2 separate regions of the Homo sapiens genome follow, and region 2 is linked to region 1. The links are chromatin contacts, found by Hi-C or POLR2A ChIA-PET in ENCODE. All regions are on one chromosome and are shown on one strand. The core of a region is the stretch at or near the end of the contact, and the rest is flanking DNA. Distances in the headings are between cores, read along the strand shown. Region 1 holds the start of LAPTM4A (lysosomal protein transmembrane 4 alpha). Region 2 has its middle 39 kb from the start of SDC1.

Evidence for each region. Hi-C counts contacts between places; a loop is a spot of excess contacts on that map. ChIA-PET counts read pairs that join two places held with the same protein, here RNA polymerase II (POLR2A). Pooled maps may share reads with other maps.
Region 2: a loop to region 1 is called in a pooled map, with 7 times the contacts of the local background. The contact joins the enhancer-like site here to the promoter of LAPTM4A in region 1. A Hi-C loop is called at or near these places in 1 of 50 pooled maps. POLR2A ChIA-PET finds 5 or more read pairs at or near these places in 4 of 52 experiments (A549, AG04450, MCF 10A and 1 more).

Annotation. Positions count from the first base shown.
Region 1 is chr2:20,049,729-20,053,470 of GRCh38, forward strand. It overlaps LAPTM4A (lysosomal protein transmembrane 4 alpha), which reads right to left and starts at 1,900. Exons shown (of 7, transcript NM_014713.5): 1 at 1,682-1,900. The coding sequence starts at 1,792. LAPTM4A-DT (LAPTM4A divergent transcript) reads left to right here and starts at 2,409. Exons shown (of 5, transcript NR_187142.1): 1 at 2,409-2,766. RefSeq lists enhancers at 1,036-1,175, 1,711-1,910.
Region 2 is chr2:20,184,379-20,188,032 of GRCh38, forward strand. No RefSeq gene overlaps it. Among named protein-coding and RNA genes, the nearest start is that of SDC1, 39 kb to the right of the region's middle. RefSeq lists an enhancer at 3,031-3,649. Within about 2 kb of position 2,238, at least 12 of the 41 ENCODE cell types and tissues checked have a DNase peak (open chromatin) inside an H3K27ac peak, as active enhancers do.

The sequences.
Region 1 (3,742 bases), core at 650-3,149:
TCTGAGAAGAAACAGGAAGACTAAGACTGCAGGAGAGAGCCAGGTCGATGGATTCTCTTAGTTAAATAGGAAAGAAAGTCATCTTCTGGGGGTGAGGAAGACGGAATTGAGTAATAGCCTTGAGGATCCTCAAGGTTTGAATTATTCATTTAGGGAAATAGAAGACAGAGCTAAGGACAAACAAAAGAAATGAGACCCAGCCCCTCAGCAAAATGGAGAAGCTATAAAAGGAAGTTAGAAACATAATGCAGCTGATGGTCATTAACTCTATGTTTAGTATTCCAAATCAGTTAAAATACAGAACGAAAGAGTCTCTGAGGGAAAATGTGATATAGTTCTGTCAATAAGGCGGTATTTCCGAATATAAAAGTACAGGAAACATGAAAATAAACTCAGCACAAGCAAACCTACACATTCGTGTTGTTTTTTAAATGTACATCAGAAACAAGACGGTAAAAAACAACAGGGCAGGTAGCAGTCATGTGGAGTCAGGTAGTCCCCCGGGGGTGGGCCATGAAACAGTATCTGCCTCATTTAAGATGATTCTCATCTGGCGTTTGTCCAAATGCTTACTAATGATTTCAAGTCAATGAGTGGGGAGAAGCAGCAAGTACAGAGAAAACAGATTGTGTCTGGGATAACTCTCTTCCTCTTTTGCAGTTAAGTATCAAAAACTGCACAGTATCACCAACGTCACCCACACAACCACATTCGCGAAGTCATTAAAGTGGCCAAGTCGACCATGTAGGAAGTTTGTCACGGCTTCGGCAAAATCATAATAACCTAAAACTACCTAAACTGAATCCCATATTTGGAAGTCATAGACAAGTTAGGTTTAATGTGCATGGATACTATAAATGGTGAATTACAAAAGAAAAAATCACAAACTTATTACTAGTGAATCACCAGGCAACAACAGTGTCAACTTGGTTAGGACAGAATCACACAGATCTTGGAACCCAGGAGATACCGGGGTAGGTGGCCAGGATGGAGAGGGCTCTCAATAAAGGTCTCTGTAAAAACAGCCGGTCGGCTACGAAAAGCACCTACTGCGCAGGGAGGAGGCTGCACCAGGACAAAAGCTGGTCAGGCGTCAACTCAGGCAAAAGCTATCGCCCCCAAGCGATTCTGGAGATGCAAGAGAGGCATGAAACAAAACAAAGTCCAAGAAACGCGGACAACCGGGTTACCGCTGGATCTTTCGCTTTCCCAACGGGAAGACCAATGTCGAAACTAGACTGCGTTTACCAAGGTCCGCTCCTAATTATTTCATTAGAGGAAAAAATTCCAGGGAGCACTGGATAGGAGGAAGGGAGATGCTGCCTTTCAGATCGTAGAAATACAACAAGAACCAAAACAGAGGAATTCCCACCAAATCCTACCACCCTCGTCCCTTCGCCTGCAAAGCCTCTGCTCTCCCAAGCCCGCTTCTCTCCTCAAATTCTTGCCAAAGAACAATCTCCCCATGCTTACCACCGCCCCCCGCTCCCCCGACTCCGATTCCTGAACAAGGTTACTTTCCCAAAGTCCTTGGACTTCATCCAGAGTTGGCGCGCCTTAAAAAGCAGCGCCCCTCCAAGTCCCCGCCCCACCCAACACCCCGTTTCCAGTCTCACCCCCTCCGCACCAGGCCCCGCTCCCCAGGCCCCCCGGACATACGCGCCACGCCTGCCCGCCTTACCATGTACCAGGTCCCCAGGATGATCGTCCCGGTGCGGACATGGCAACAGCCGCAGCACCGGGTGCTGTAGAACCGGTCACTGCGGTTCCGCTTGAAACTCATGGACACCATCGTAACAGGCGGGCCTCCTTCTTGGCCGGGCCCCTGACAAACGTTCTCCACCCGCAGCCAAACTCAAACGGCTGTTTCACGGCCTCCAAAACCCAACGACGCGTCTTCAAACCCGCCCCCGGCTCGTGCCCCTGCCAGCTTCTTCGCGCCTGCGCACTGAGCGCAGCGACTTCGGCTTACCCACCCCTCTTCCTCCACACAGGCCAATGGGGAGCGGAAGGCTGGATGGACCGGACTTCTGATTGGAAGAACTTGGGGATTGACAAGACCTCACGCCCAATTAGAAGTGCAACTCGCCTCAGCGAGTCTCCGCCTGTTACGCGAAGGCAAGGGCTGGTTCTCGGGCCTAGGATAGTTGGGGATAGGTATGTCCCCGTAGTGCACTATTCCCGAGATGAGACCCGCAAGAAAAGAGGCATTTAATGGAAAAAGGGAGACACGAGACAGCGCGGATGGCAGAAAGCGGGCACAAGGGGCTTTTCTGAGCAATGTGTGCCACGTACTGGATGGGAAGCGTCACAGGCTGATAACGTGACCTTTGCGCGCAGCTCAATTATTGCGCGGGCTGGGGGCGGGGCCTGCGGGGAAGGGACAGAGCCAAGCCCAGCCTTGAGCCATCCTCGCCCCTGTGGCGGAAATGGGAGGGTGCCTGGAGGAGTGGAGGGATTGGATTTACACCCTCTTTTCCCTCCGAAGCCTCCTTGGTGGGGGCGAAGAAAGACCATCCAACCCTGCCAAAGGCAAAAGGATTAAGGATAAATGAAAGCAAGATAATGTAGAAGAACTACTTAGCTGCTGGGTTTTTGGAGATGAGTGATTTTTTTTTGTAGGGAGAAATTATGAAACACATTGAAATGGACAAAAAATTACTGAATGTCTTCAATGAAAAAACAGCCATAGTTTGGCACACCGTCCCGGGCATTCTGTTGCTAGAGGGGCTGTCCGCTTTTCTTTGTGGTGCTCTGCACAACTCGGTAAGACCCCTCGTATTGTTATCTTACCCTTCCTTGGGAAAAGCCATTTTGCATCGATTTGTAAATTCATTCCCCAGTCCTGATTCAACAATATAGATGGGTGCTTTAAATTCTGCTTAGAGCTGGTTCTAACAGCTTACTGGTCCCCGGGTTAATGAGTAAATAAATTTTTTACACGTGTTCATTTTGTATTTCTGTGAGACCTGTGACTTCACCGTTAAAAAATGTATTTATCATTTAATGCTTTGGTAAACACACTTCTTTTCAGAGAATAGAAAGGGCTTCCCTTCTGCCAGGGCATATTCTTAGCCAGAGACCACACTGAATTCAGAGTAAAGGTTATTTCTTTGGCATGGCTTCTTTGAACACTGCCTGAAATTATGTATGTATTTGTTGATTATCTCCCCAATAAAATACAAATTTTAGGAGAGCAGAGACTATTCACCACTGAAGGAGTTGTCCATGGAGCTTATTTTCAAACCATCTGGGAAGCAGTAGTTAAGCCCGCCCACGCTAAAGGATGGGGTGTGGCTGGCTAACTCAGAATGAATTATGACATTTCTCTACTTATGTAGGGAGTAGATTATCTTAACCCCGCCCCACAATTTCGTATCCCTTATTTTGTTCTAGGCACAGATCCAATCACTTTATTTTCAATCATTTCATTCCTACAACTAACTGAGATAGGTACTCTTACGTTATTTAACTCTACAGAGAAGTTAAATTACATATCCAAGATTGCAAGGCCAGTGTCACAACTGAGATTAAAACCTGTTGTGCCAATAGTTTCCAAACTTTGCTGCACATTGGCATCACCTGAGGATCTTTACTAACCACTGATGCCTGCTTACTATTCCAGACCTTCTGATTTAACTGTCATGGGTGAGACCTGGGCATTGACATTTTTAAAATGTCAATTTTAAAATTAGGTGATCCTAATGTGCAGCACTGTTATTCTGTCTTGATATGAAATGTG
Region 2 (3,654 bases), core at 988-3,487, 130 kb after region 1:
CTCGGGCCATGGCTGTCATTGACCTTACTTACCTTGAAGGGCTCAGCACTGGGTTCCCAAGGCCCTTTTTAAGATCCAATTTCCCTGGTGCTTTGAGGAGGGTGGGGGACATCAGAAGACCCTCTTGCTGGGAACATCCACTTCCCGATGCCTCCTCCTTTGACGTCGTGAGCCACAGGCCACCAAGCAGGTTCTGCGGCAGCAACTCAGAAGAGCCCTCTGGAGTAGGAGAGCCTGGATCCCGGTGCCCAAGGTGGGCACAGCCTGCAAGCAGCTCTGCTTGGAGAAGTCCCGCTTCCTAGGGCTCATTCCGACTGTGCACATGACACTTTCGGGAGTAGGTCAAGAGCCCCAGGCGTCATTTGAACAGGAAGTTCTCGGGTCACATCAAATGTTCCATGTTGCCAACCCTCCATGTAACCCCTTTTCAGGAAGTCATCGGTCTCACTGGCAGGGTGGGGGAGGGCCTGTCATGAGTCCCGTCTCCAGTGTCCCTCTGTTCAGTGCATTTGGCGTAACCCCCAGCTGTATGCACTGGGCCCCCAGGGCTGCCTCCCCCTACGTCCCCCACAGCAGCCCAGCATGGGGAGAAAACATCCTAAAATCACCAGGGGCTCCAGGGAAAAGCCGAGAGGGGGCACGTGGCTGGTATGAGAGCCAGGAATGCCCATGTGTTCAGGATGGCGGAGGCAATGAGGAAAGAATGGCCCGATCTTCTCTCTGTTCCCTGCCTGTCAGTGTCATTCCCACTGGGTTCTAAATCCCCCTAGCATGTTCACAGGTAGCTCGCTGCACCCAGAGACCCCACCAGGCAGATAAACTTCTTTGTCCCACAGACAGAATTCCTCGACCTAGTCTTGCCTTCTTCCCCCTGCTGTCGTCCTCATCCCACTTCCAGCTGTGCCTGAAGAGAATCTGAGGGTCAGACTGGAGGGCGGGGAAGGAGAGGCCGAGCTGCCCCATTCACAGCGTTCAGGACTGTCTCTGCCCCAGGTTCCCTGACTCCTGGAAGTTTCTGGAGTCCTAGACAGGTCCTCTTGGCACTTTAGGAACCAGCTCAGGGCCTGCCTCTTCCTGGAAGCCCTTCCTGTGCGTGCTGATGGTCTTGGAATCAAAGCGCAGCTGCTGAGGAAGTAACTGGGAAAAGCAAAGGCCAGAACTGCAGGGTTGAGGAGGAGGAGACAGTGAGGAGAAGCCCACAGTTCATCTCCGGGGCTCCTCCAGGTGGCTGGCGGAGCGGCTGAGTGGCCCGAGGACTTCCTTTCCCAGGAGGCTGTGCCACAGACTTGGAGCTGTGGGGTGGGGTGGCGGGTAAGAGGGCAGGCTCTCTCCTGGGCAGCACAAAGGAAGCGTCCAGGGGGCCCAAGACAGCTGTCTCACTGTGCGGTCTGAGCACCCCCAGCCCGGGCATGTGAGCAGAGCTGACTAACTCTTGCAGGAAGTGGCCTCAAGCTGGGAGGGAATGGTTGGAAGGCCGACTGGGAAGCGGGGCTCAGAGGGTGCTCCCCAGCCTGGCCCCTGACTCATGAGAGCACACTGTGCCCTTTGAGGGTGGCCTGCTTTAGCCATCTCTGCGGGTGCTGCAGGGGAACAGGGAAATGAGGAACCAGCATCTGCCCACAGCCTCCCTTCTCCCACAGAGGCAGGCTCCAGGCCTCAGCTCCCACCCTTCCACCAACTCACCTCCCCGCCTCACCTGGTTTTCCTATTTTTTTTGTTCTCCAGGCTTTTCCCATGGGAAAATCCCACCCACCATTCCAGGCCAGCCAGAAAGCCTCTCCCTGACACCTGACCAAGTGTTCCCTGCTGGCTCACAGGTAGCCAAGCCCCAGAGGTCTGATATGTGACTTCCCGGCAGGATGCTGTGATCTCCAAGGGCAGGGTCCCTGGAGGGAGCCGGGGCTGTACAATGTTGGCCCTCAGCAGGGTCTCCAGGCAGGACTGCTTCCTCAGGCCAGTCCATGGTTCCTCCACCCTGGCTCCCACTCCCCATCCCCCCTGGCCTCAGGGAGCTGACAAGGCCAGAGGCCCCTGAATTCCTGCCCGAGGGCTCACCCCTGCCCTCGGTTTCACAGACCACCTTTGTGTAGGTCACTGTTGCTGAGCTCTTTCTAGCCCAGCACAAACCTGGGGCCTGGTCTTAGTGACTGACCCACCGGAGAGCTCCCAGTAACTCCCAGTAACTTCTCTGCCAGTCATCGGCTGCTGCTCCTGTCCCTTTGAGGAACTAACGACTGTTCTGTGAGTCAGTAACTAGGGGCAGAGGGAGGGGTGACAGACTCATTGCAGATATCAGGTGATCACTGCAGATATCATGTGATCGCTGCGGCCTTGGAGCCAGAGGCGTCCCTGTTTCTGCTTCCCCAAGAGGACATTCTCCTCCCATGGGGAAGGCCCCCACTCACTATACATTTGCGGCATCTAACCTAGATGGGCTCGAGAAAGCCACTCCGCACAGCAGAAAGAGCACTGGCTGGGAGCAAGTGAGTCTGGGCTCCCCACGGCTGGCAAGAGACTCCCCTTCTCTGAACCTCAACTTCAAGGGGGTGGCCCTCAGAAACCCTAAGAATGCTCACAGTTTTGTGACCTCTTGAAGTCCATGTACATGAAGCAGCTGCGGGCTCAGCCACATCCTGAAGGATCCCATGAGGATGAGTCCTCGTTAGCATCTGTCTGCCCTGGCTCCTAGAAGAACCTGTGATGCTGTGATGAAGCTTTGAAGTCAGGCAGTCCTGGGTTCAAGTACCGGCTCTGCCTCTTACCAGTACATTTTGCACCTTTCTGAACTTGATTTCCAGATGAGGAGATCTGAGGCCCCAGGAGGGAAGGAAAGCACCCAAGATACCAGGCGGGACCCTGGGCCTGCTGGCCTGCAGCTCTGCACTCCTTCTCCAGAGGGCTTGCCCTAGAAGGAGCCAGGGTGCTGGGAAGGCTGTTCCACTTTCAAGGGCTGAAATGAAGGTGGTTGTGTCTCACAGCCTGGCTGGCAAGGCTAGTTCCTCCACCCTGGAGCATCTGTAGATACACCACAGACACAGTGAGGGGAGCAGACAGGCTGGGACCACCTGGCCCTGGAGGGAAGCCCTGGGAAGGCTGGCTAGGCTGCCTCCTGGGCTGCCTCCTGGGGCTGCAGCCGGTCCTGTGCCTTTCATCTGCAGATACCCGGCCTCCCTCCCCACATGGTGCCCAGAAGGCCTGTGGGAGCTTCCCCTGCTGAAAGCTGCTGTCAGCAGGGGGCCACACCTCCCGTAGCCCTTGAAGTGTGAATATTTCTGCTTTCATAGCACACTCACCCCAGGCCCCAGTCCCTCACATCCCTTTAAGAGATGTCCATTACCTGAAGGATGGGGAATGGAGCGGCCCATGGGTGGAGGAAGGGCAGACAGGGTGTGGAAGCAATAGTTGTGTTTGTACAAATGGAGCCCTCCCCGCCAGCCACTAGAGGACGAGCTCGAGGGTACAGGTGTGTCTGTGCAGATTGGCCACTGCACCTATGCGGTGTCTGCTTGAAGCAGTGTCCTCTTTTCTAATTTCAGTAAAAGCCATGCCCACTCACCAAGCCAGGTGCCTGTCCAGAGGGGATCTTCCCCAAGGGAGCGCTGTGTCTAACATGCACAGAGGTGCTCCCTGTGCCCCTGCCTGCCCTTTGACTGT